2 separate regions of the Homo sapiens genome follow, and region 1 is linked to region 2. A link is a contact called in ENCODE Hi-C or POLR2A ChIA-PET data. All regions are on one chromosome and are shown on one strand. The core of a region is the stretch at or near the end of the contact, and the rest is flanking DNA. Distances in the headings are between cores, read along the strand shown.

Evidence for each region. Hi-C counts contacts between places; a loop is a spot of excess contacts on that map. ChIA-PET counts read pairs that join two places held with the same protein, here RNA polymerase II (POLR2A). Pooled maps may share reads with other maps.
Region 1: a loop to region 2 is called in a map of naive thymus-derived CD4-positive, alpha-beta T cell, with 2.3 times the contacts of the local background. The contact joins the promoter of EFCAB10 here to the enhancer-like site in region 2. A Hi-C loop is called at or near these places in 1 of 168 maps with a recorded cell type or tissue (naive thymus-derived CD4-positive, alpha-beta T cell), 1 of 37 single-sample maps with no recorded cell type and 5 of 50 pooled maps. POLR2A ChIA-PET finds 5 or more read pairs at or near these places in 1 of 52 experiments (activated CD4-positive, alpha-beta T cell).

The regions. Positions count from the first base shown.
Region 1 is chr7:105,577,338-105,582,889 of GRCh38, forward strand. EFCAB10 (EF-hand calcium binding domain 10) reads right to left here and starts at 4,156. Exons shown (of 5, transcript NM_001355526.2): 1 at 4,021-4,156. The coding sequence starts at 4,126. It also overlaps the pseudogene YBX1P2. RefSeq lists enhancers at 3,548-4,060, 4,061-4,571.
Region 2 is chr7:105,095,179-105,100,405 of GRCh38, forward strand. All of the region lies in intron 15 of KMT2E (lysine methyltransferase 2E (inactive)), which reads left to right. Among named protein-coding and RNA genes, the nearest start is that of KMT2E, 84 kb to the left of the region's middle. Within about 2 kb of position 2,638, at least 2 of the 41 ENCODE cell types and tissues checked have a DNase peak (open chromatin) inside an H3K27ac peak, as active enhancers do.

The DNA.
Region 1 (5,552 bases), core at 2,906-5,405, 480 kb after region 2:
AGGAGACAGAAGAGTTGGATGGGCTGAGTGTCATGAATTTGGAACCTGATAGGATCTGCAGCTGCTGTGGAGAATACAGCTGGGAACAAGGAGGAAGGACTTTTGAGTGGTTTTACTGTGGATTATGAATTGAAGTCTTTTTGATTCCTTTCAAATTACTCTTGATTGCTGGAATGACTGTGCTGCTTTGAGTGTGATTCTGTGTTGCAACCGAGATGGCCAAATGGAGGCCTCTGTGTGTATTATAACTGTTTGAGATGCTCAGAGACTATCCTGAAGTTCACTCAGATCAGGTAAGTGGGCTCATGTTGTGACTCAGAAAAATTAAGTTTTCATTCAGTTGACCCATTGGCTGCCATGGTGCTTTTGTCTGTTCAATTTTTTTTTTTTTTTTTCCTTGAGGCAGAGTCTTGTTCTGTCACCCAGGCTGGAAGTGCAGTGGTGCAATCTCAGCTCACTGCAACCTCTGCCTCCGCGTTCAAGCGATTCTCCTGTCTCAGCCTCCCGAATAACTGATTACAAGCATGTGCCACTACACCTGATTTTGTATTTTTAGTAGAGACAGCATTTCACTGTGCCACCATATCTGGATAATTTTGTATTTTTAGTAGAGATAGTTTTTCACCACGTTGGCCAGGCTGGTCTCGAACTCCTGACCTCAAGTGATCTACCCACCTTGGCCTCCCAAAGTGCTGGGATTATAGGCGTGAGCCACCATCCCAAGCCTGTCTTTTTAAATTTTGTTGTTCATATCATGTTTAAGATACCCGTATTCAGGATAATCAAAGGTTCCAGTTGGCCTGGGACAGTCCTAGTTTACCATGTTGTCCTGGCATAATTATTAATAGTACCTATTTTCACTCAAAATATCCCCGGTTTGGATGATAACTCATACAGTCATCTTACCCATAAAGAACGACTAATGAAGACAGGAAATGTAAGTATAAGTCAGTGAGGAGCATCAAAATAACAATTTGGTAAATTCTCAAGAGAATCTGCAGATTCATAAATTGCATTCTTCTGATAAAAATTATACAACATATCAAGATGTAAAGTAAATTAGAAAATCAAGCCAAGATGTCCAATATCCAATAATAATTCCAGAAAGATATAGGTAAGGAAAATAAGAAAAATACTTCCTAGACCTGAAAGAAAAATATCTCCAAATTTAATAAGACCATAAAGTACCTAGAGCACAAACATTAACAGCAACCACAACAAAACCATTCCAAGGCATATATTTAGGACACCAGGGATAAGATAAAAAGACAATCCTAAAAAGTTTCTGGAAAGAATAAACTTGCCTCATAGCCAGATCAAGTATCTGATGACATATGACATCAGAATTCTTCAGAGCAACATGAGAAATTAGAAGACAATGGGGCAATGCCTTAAAAATTCTGAGGGCAATATGTTCCAAGTTAAAATTGTGTCCACTCTTATTTTATTTTATGAGACAGAGTCTCACTCTGTTGCTCAGGCTGGAGTGCAACAGTGAAATCTCAGCTCACTGTAACCTCTACTTCCCAGGTTCAAGTGATTCTCCTGCCAGAGTCTCCCTAGTAGCTGGGACTAGAGGCACATGCCACCATGCCTGGCTAATTTTTGTATTTTTAGTAGAGATGGGGTTTCACCATGTTGGCCAGGCTGGTCTCTAGCTCTTGACCTCAAGTGATCCACCCGCCTTGGCCTCTCAAAGTGTTGGGAGGTGTGAGCCTCCGTGCACAGCCTCCACTCTATTAAAAAGTTTTGAATGTAGGAACTCACATTTTTATATACGTGTGTTCCCAAAATCTTTACCCCTCAAAGCACGCTCTCTCAGGAAGCCACTAAAGGATATGCTCCACCAGAAGAAAGCGGTAAAGCAAGAATGAGGGATTACTGGCTGTGCCATAAAACAGGCTCTGAACACTAGAAAGGCGAGGAGTCGTCTTAGGATCAGAGTGAGGGGAAGCCGTGAATAACCACTGTGTAGCTATCAGTCCAGACTGGAGCAGGAAGACACACAGCTGGGGGTACGGGGTTTGGGTGGTGGTGGTGGGGGTAATTACCCAATGAATGCAAATGTAATGAGAGGACAGCTGTACTGTGGCAAAAGAGGGTATGGATGAATTAGTGATGATCACACAAATTTAAGCCAAAAATGTAAATATATTATTAACCAGGGAAAACAACAAGGGAAATATAATCAGCATACTATAAGGATTATAGATACTTGCCTAACAATATTAAAAATTCTGAATACTGAGGATATCAAAATTGTGATCTAAATTTATCTGGAAGATGGGTGTGAGTGGGAACAGGTGTATGAGGTGTGTGTTTAAGAAAGGCGCATTTTCATCTTCCACAGCATAAAGCTAGTATCTAACCTAGAGGGAAAAACATTAAGCAGCAGCAATATAGGCCTGTTATTTAGAAATCTCAAGATAAATAGCAAAGAATATTGCTAAAAGAGTTGAAATTATTCTGTGCAGAAGCTGGGGATAGCAACAGGAATGCTGTTATTATAAGCTTTGGAGTACTTTTCAATTTTTAAACCCCATACATCCACTTCAATAAAAATGAAATTTAAAAATAAATGTTGACAAATATTTTATATAACGAATGTAACATAATATATCCCTTGTTATGATGAAGAAAATTAACATTTGTCTTTATTTTTAGTTTTTTTTTTGAGAAGGTGTTTTACTCTGTCACCTGGCTTGAGTAGCAATCTCCGCTCAATGCAACCTCCGCCTCCCAGGTTCACGTGATCCTCCCACATCAGCCTCTTGAGTAGCTGGGATTATAGGCACGCACCACCACGTGCAGCTAAGTTTTTTTATTTTTAATAGAGATGGGGTTTTGCCATGTTGCCCAGGCTGGTCTATGAACTCCTGAAGTCAAGTGATCTGCCCACCACAGCCTCCCAGAGCGTTGGTATTATAGGCGTGAGTCACCGCCCCCAAGGAGCTTCACGAATAGCTGGGATTACAGGCATGCGCTACCACACCCGGCTAATTTTTTGTATTTGTAGCAGACACGAGGTTTCACCATGTTGGCCAGGCTGGTCTCAAACTCCTGAACTCAAGTGATCCACCCGCTTCGGCCTCCCAAAGTACTGGGATTACAGGCCTGAGCCACTGCTCCTGGCCTATTTTTTATTTTTATTTTTATTTTTGAGATAGGATCTCGCTTTGTCGCCCAGGCTGCAGTGGCGCCATCTCGTGCCCGGCCTTTTTTTTTCTTTCTAATATTTGTTTTAATACTTTAAAACAACTAGCAAGAACTCTGTCTCCTATACATGATATTGGTTGGGTGTTTTTTGGCAAAATTGGAATGTTTGGTATTTCCACTTCCTTACACAGAAGCAAATGGACAATTTTGGCATTTCGGACGCTCCATATGGAGGTCGGCAAATTACAATTCTGCACCCTGGGGAGGACATAAAACCATTTTCACCTAAATATAACTTTTAAATGACACACCACTCCCAAATTACAAAACGATTCAAATTTTGTAGGGGGTTCAGATGTGTAAAAAAAGTCAGGAAAAGCGATCCCCTCTAGAACATCTTCTATCCTACCCTATCAATTGTTTAGTTGCCAGATTAAAAACTTTGGCCGTGCGCGGTGGCTCACGCCTACAATCCCAGCACTTTGAGGCGCCGAGGCGTGCAGATCACCTGAGGTCAGGAGTTCGAGACCAGCCTGACCAACATGACGAAACCCTGTCGCTACTAAAAATACAAAAATTAGCCATGCATGGTGGCGGGCGCCTGTAATCTCAGCCACTCAGGAGGCTGAGGCAGGAGAATCGCCCCTGAGAATCGCCACCAGGAGGTGGAGGTTGTAGTGAAATGAGATCACGCCATTGTACTGCAGCCTGAGGGACTTTTATTGAAGGCCGCAGAGTTAATCAACAGCAGAAGGGCTCACGTGGCTGGGAGGCAGTGGAAAGCGAATGTGTAAGAGGGGGGTTTCGTGTGGGAAGCGAACCCCACATGGAGGTATGGCTGTACCGGGGCATGGGGGCCCTTACCCGGCCGAAAGAAAAGGAGGGCGCTGGTGAGGTAGCTAACCACCTCCTTGATCTGATGCTTTTCCAAATACTCCGCGGCTTGGAGCTCCCTGCTGCTGGTCTCCATCGCTCCGCGTCCCGCTGTTGCTAGGCGACTGCCTGGCGTCTCAGCCGTGCGACTCTGTCTCCCTCTACCCGGCGCGGTCACGTGACACGCCTGACTGCCCTGTGGCTGCGACCCGGACCTGGAATTTCTAGAGCTCACGGTTCAGGGCAAGCCTGGGGCATGTAGCAGGGCAGAGAGGGCAGGTGAGGTGTGGACCAACGTCACTGTCCGCGATCCAGGCTTAGGGCTGGGCCCAGGTGCCTTTTTCCATCTCTCTCTAGCACCTAGCTCGGTACTTGTTGATCCAATGATTAACAAGGCTTGAAGTGCTGGCATCACAACTCAGCATGAACTAATAACAGAAGGAACTTGTGCAATTTTGAGGGTGCCCAGTGGAGAGTTCTTTTTATTATTATTATTTAAGACCTTTATTAACAGGTGCTTGCAGTTTGTTGACTTTTTTGAAAAAATCAAGTTGTAAACTTTTATTACAAATTAAAAATAAAGTGCTTAAAAATCTCATCTTGACCAGATATGAAACAATTTAAAAACCTTTAAAGGCGTATTGAGAAAAACAAGGCTTTTTAAAAAAAACACGTTTGTTATTACCAAAAAGAGACATATTTAGGTAAAAATAATAAAAACCCCATGCTGCATAGATAATGCAGATAGTTCTATTTATCTGGTCAACGGGCAAAAAGCAAGCACTTAAGGTCTTCAGCTCCAATCTTTTGTTCATTTCTTATTGCTGGAATTTCATATTTCTTCTTGTTGGATGACTAAACCGGATGATGGTAGAGATGGTAAGCCGGCATTTACTCAGCCCCGCCCTGCTCAGCCTCGGGAGCAGACGAATTCTCAGCTGGTGGATTGGCTGATTTTGTCTCTTTGCCATCTTGTGATTTAGGGTTTTCTGGGCATCTGCGTTGGTAATTGAAGTTGCTGCGGTACCGACGTTGAGGTGGCTGCTGACCCTGGGTCTCATCTCCTTGATTTTATCTTCTTCATTGCCGTACTCTCTAGGCTGTCTTTGGCAAGGAGGGCCCCTGCGGAATCGTGGTCTATATCCCCGATACATATTCTGCCTCACTGGTCTACCTTGTTCTCCTGCACCCTGGTTGTCAGCACCCTCCATCACTTCTCCCTGCACAGGAGGGCTGGAATACTGTGGTCGACACCCATAGGGTCTCCGCATGTAGTAAGGTGGGAACCTTTGCCTGCGGTAGGGCCGGCATTGTTGGGCCTGGCCTTCGGGAGCATTCTCCGATCCCTCGGTCTTTTCCCCACTCTCACTGTTCTGGTAATTTTGCTGGTAATTGCGTGGAGGACCCCTATGACGTGGATAGCGTCTATAATGGTTACGATCTGCTGCATATTTACCGCCTTGAACTCGAACACCACCAGGATCTGTAACATTTGCTGCCTCCGCACCCTCTTCTCCTTCAAC
Region 2 (5,227 bases), core at 1,388-3,887:
TAAGTGAAGGAAATATAAATATGATACATAGCTTATAGCTGGAGAGAGATCAGATTGTCTCATGAACTCTAGGTAATACATGTTTATATTTATGTATATTTAATATATTTTTGTATTTATATTTATGATGGACCTTTTGAGTAGGGTTTAACCAAATACAGGTTAGCTTATGACAAAGTTTCATGGAATGTATTTTTCCAGGGGGAAATCTTGGAGAGAGCTGTAAATATATTTGGTTGGGATTATAGGCTGTTTTTGGAGGAGGAGAGGGCTACTAGGGAGATAAAGTTGGCTATAGGTCACACAAAATACTCAGGGATGAAGATTTCATGAAAGAATATTTATGTGGCCAAGATGGAAGGCCTTTTCATTTCCAGTTCCATTACCTCTACCCCTTTTGGCCTTTTGGATTTTTCTTTTATGAACATTTTCTTTTTCCATCCATGATATTTTGTCTTTTTTATCCTTAAGAAGTCGTTACCTGCTTTTACAAAAGCAAATTTGTGGCTAAGTTATGTGGAACTGCATGGTTATTGTACGTTAGGAAAATCTTACCATAAGCCCAGTAGACTGAAATACAGTAGACTGTTTATACTCACTAGATTCCAAAAACCAGGGCACTACTGAGTGTCCTCCTAGTATATTTGTGGAGGTGGGGCTAGATGGCTGTAATCTTCTCATATAAACAGTACATGTGGAAGGGGATTAGATACTGGGGGGTATACCTGTAGCTTAAAGTGATCATTTTAAAAGCAGCAAACTTCTGAAAGATTTAAATACTAAAAGAGACTTGTTGCTGGGCTTGGTGGCTCACGCCTGCAACCCCAGCACTTTGGGAGGCCAAGGTGGGTGGATCACTTGAGTCCACGAGTTCGAGACCAGACTGGGTGACATGGCAAAACTCCATCTCTACTAAAAATACAAAAATTAGCCAGGCATGGTGGCACATGCCTATAATCCCAGCTACTTGGGAGGCTGAGGCATGAGAACCACTTGAACCCAGAAGAGGAGGCTGCAGTGAGCCAAGATGGCATCACTGCACTCCAGCCTGGGTGACAGTGAAAGGCTCAAAAAAAAAAAAAAAAAAAAAAAAGACACTTCCTCCCCCATTTATAATGGCATGAAAACTGTCTCCTTTGTAGTTTTAAAATATTTCCAAAATAATTTTTCATAACCCTCATAATGTACTTTGGGAATACAATCTTGGTAATATTTGATGGCCTATATTATCAGATTGCTTAAAATTGAGTCCACAGAAGATGATTCAGTGTGGTCTTCATATTTAAAAGGACGGACATTTGAGAAACGGTGAAAGGGTATGACAAGGAAGTCACGTAGGCAAGAGATTCCTGGACTTGTCAAGCAGGTATTATAGTCTAGTCTGGAATTTTTATACCACCACAACATAAACTTCATGAGGGAAAAAACTTTCAGTTTTATTCATTGTTGTAGCCCTAGCTCCTAGGGGAATAAAAAATGGTGGGCAAAAAAGTAGACCATCAATAAATGAGCTAACTGAATGTTTATAACAACCACTTGAGGAAAGATAGACAGACAGATACAGGCCCATGAATGTGAACTGAATGAAGCTTCCCTGTAGTTCAGGTAATGGATGATCTGGAGGCCTTGCCCTGAATTGTGCAGGATTCCCCACAATTTTCTCGGCTTTCATCCTTCACATCAAGTATTCCACGCAAGTATAATTTGAGATGCTTTGTGAAAAAGAGCCGTGACCAGTTTACTGTGATGAGCACTATACTATATTCTTCCTTTTCAGATTACCAGTGTACATGTGTTTAAAAACTTGACACAATTGTCAGATTTTCCTAAACTTGTATACCCTTGCAGTTTCTTGTGGATAACACCTTTGACCCCCACAGAGTGTTATTCAGTGGAACAGACTCTGTGGGAAAACACTGCAGAATCCATGCTGTTACTAAATGTCTCTAGGAAAACTTGACTGACTTCATTTAGAAAATCACTTTAGAATATGCAATGCTTTAATAATAAAATAGGATAAGTTTGTTGCCAGAAAAGTCATCTGGTGACAGGATTTGAGATGTTATCCAACTCCCTGTTCTGTCCTCCGTTGATGCTGATTTTTTTTGTAAGGTCCTGTTTTCTCTAATTGTAGAGACTGGGAATTTTATTTCTAAAGATAAGTAATTAATGACATTGTGGTGTTAGTGAAAGGGAACCTGTTTATTATTTTTTTCATTTTTTTTGAGACGGAGTCACACTCCGTTGCCAGGCCTGGAGTGCAGTGGCACAATCTTGGCTCACCGCAACCTCTGCCTCCCGGGTTCAAGTGATTCTCCTGCCTCAGCCTCCCAAGTAGCTGGGATTACAGGTGCCCACCACCACGCCTGGCTAATTTTTTGTATCTTTAGTAGAGATGGGGTTTCACCATGTTGGCCAGGCTGGTCTTGAACTCCTGACCTTGTGATGATCCACCCACCTCTGCCTCCCAAAGTGCTGGGATTACACGCGTGAGCCACTGTGCCCAGCCACCTATTTTTATTAGGTACTCAGTTCAAACAAAATGAGGTTAATCAGCTTTAACTGCCTTCTAATAAATTCAAGATTTCCAAAATTGTTGAAATGCTTCCAGTTAGTTACATGTCTTTAAGTAACGTGATACGTGCTTGACATAATGTACACATGGTTCTTACTCATTTAAAAACAATGTGAGTGCTTGCCATTTGAGATATCGGATGAGCAAAGAAGGAAAGGTCACTGCTCTGGAAAAGCTTTCGTAGAGAATGGGGTAGAGGAAATAACAAACGAGTATCAAAATAATAAAGAGTGCCATGAGTATAAATTCCATCATCACATGATAGAGGAAATGGAGACACCACACAAGCCATACGTGTTATTTTGGAATGATTTTTATTAGTAACAAATAATCTTACCCATCTTTTTAGATTTATAAGTTTATCTTTGTTATATAAAAGGGTAACAAGTTTTTTTGAGCAAGGAATCATTTAATTTCTCTATTTCAAGACCAAAGAAGAATAGGGTGATTTTGTAGGTGGGCTCTGGCTTTCCTTTTCCTATTTTTTTTTTTTTTTTTAGATAAAGACAGGGCCTCGCTCTGTTGCCCAAACTGGAGTGCAGTGGTATGACCAATAGCTTACTGCAGCCTCCAACTCCTGGACTCAAGCAATCCTCCTGCCTCAGTGTCTGGAGTAGCCAGAACTACAGGTGCATGCTACCATGTTCCACTAATTTTTTTGTTTGTTTCCTGAGACAGAGTCTTGCTTTGTCACCTGGCTGGAGTGCAGTGGCGCAATCTCAGCTTACTGCAACCTCCACCTCCCTGGTTTAAGTGATTCTCCTGCCTCAACCTCCTGAGTAGCTGGGACTACAGGCGCGTGCCACACCTGGCTAATTTTTGTTTTTTTAGTAAAGACAGGGTTTCACCATGTTGGCCAGGATGGTCTTGATCTCTTGACCTCATGATCCACCCTCCTCGGCCTCCCAAAGTGCTGGGATTACAGGCATAATAAACCACTGCGCCCAGCCTAAATTTTTTTGTGGAGATGGGAGTCTTGCTTTGTGATGGGGATATTATTAAGCAGACTGCTTATAGGAAATTACAATGCTTGGTATTTACTCTTGGAAAACCATAAACTAAGACATATGTCATAAAAACAATGTATAGATTTCATGGGAAATCTATCGAGTTTAGATTATATAGCACAGGTGTTAGGGGCTATGGAAAGTCTGCAGGGGTTAATTAGGAATCCTAATTTCTCTATCTCCAGAGTCAGCTCTAACTACCTCAAAGAATAAAACTTATTTTTCAGTTAGAGCTATAAAATGGGAGGCAAATTTTGTCTTTAAATAGGTACCATATACATGGCTGTGTCAAAGAATGTACTGTATGTAATGGTGACTAGAAAAGCTGAATGATGTATGACCTTTAAGAAATTAAAAATAAATGTAGAAAATCAGGCACGTTTATGTTCCAAAATATTTGTGTATTTTAAGATAAAGCTAGGTCTAAAGCTGTTAGGAAATGTTTAGTGCTTAAGCTTTATTCTTACCCAGCTGTAGTAATGTAGGAAGAGTTTTGCTTTATGTAGCGGCAGTAATTGGAAAGAAGAGTAATACAGAAACCAGGAAACCTGCATAACCTGCATAGTAATTATGGCTCTGCTTTTGAATGAGTCACTTAATACACATGGGCTTTGGTTTCTTCAGCAGTATTGGACCACATTATTTTTTAAGATCCTGATCAACTCTAGAAGATTATGAACCATCTCTAAATACAGGATTTTGCTCTGACTATAAATTAGCTGTAGTGTTTACAGGGGAGTTTGATTTTTTAATTGAATGTTTATATCATATAGTTTTATCTCTGACCAAAACAAGAAAATATTTCTTGTATCCCAAACAAGAAAATATTGGACTATGTCAGACTCTGTTGGCATAAATTCATATTTACCTTACAACACCCAGGATAATCATACTACAAAAAATATCTTCCTTGGGTGCCCACCTGTGGGTAGTTTTTTATTTTACACATACAATGATTTTTGCCAAGACAAGTTTGTTTCTTCTGGAAAAATGTACTTTCCCCAAATTTTTTATTTTAAATTTTTTGAAAAGAAATAACCATAGTAATTAATCCCTCCTCTCCAACCAGGTTCATCAGGTAAAGCGCAGTTTGGGAAAATGATCTTTTTAGTTACTCCAAATTTCTCCTCTTCTACATTCAGGGTTTTAGAGAAGCCCTGATAAAAACAGTTTTACAGAGAACCACAAGACAAAAAGGGGTAAAGGTAATTTAAAAGCCCAAAAATAAGGAATTTTGTAAGGAAAGAACTCAGCTGTAAAACTTTCAGTGCCAGTGAACAAGTAGAACCATCTTTTGCATGTGCTATTGTAGTGTTTGCCCGTCCCAGACTAGGAGAAGTGAGATACAGATACGTAATCCATGAACAAAGAACCTTACCTCTTTGGACCTCAGTTTCCTCAGAGTCATGTTTGCAATATGGAAATTTGCTGTAACAAATTAGAAACTTAGAAGTATTATTAGAGTACTTTTGTTGACATAGTATTTTGTTCCCTTGCTGAGTGTAACAACAACAACAAAAATACAGGAACAGGTAAACAGTAGTTTCCAAAGTGTAGGTATCTTGAGGCTTGAATCTCTGCTGGTAATTACTGGAACTAAAGCTCCAATATTGAGAAGACTGTGGCATCCAGACCTTGAGTTTCT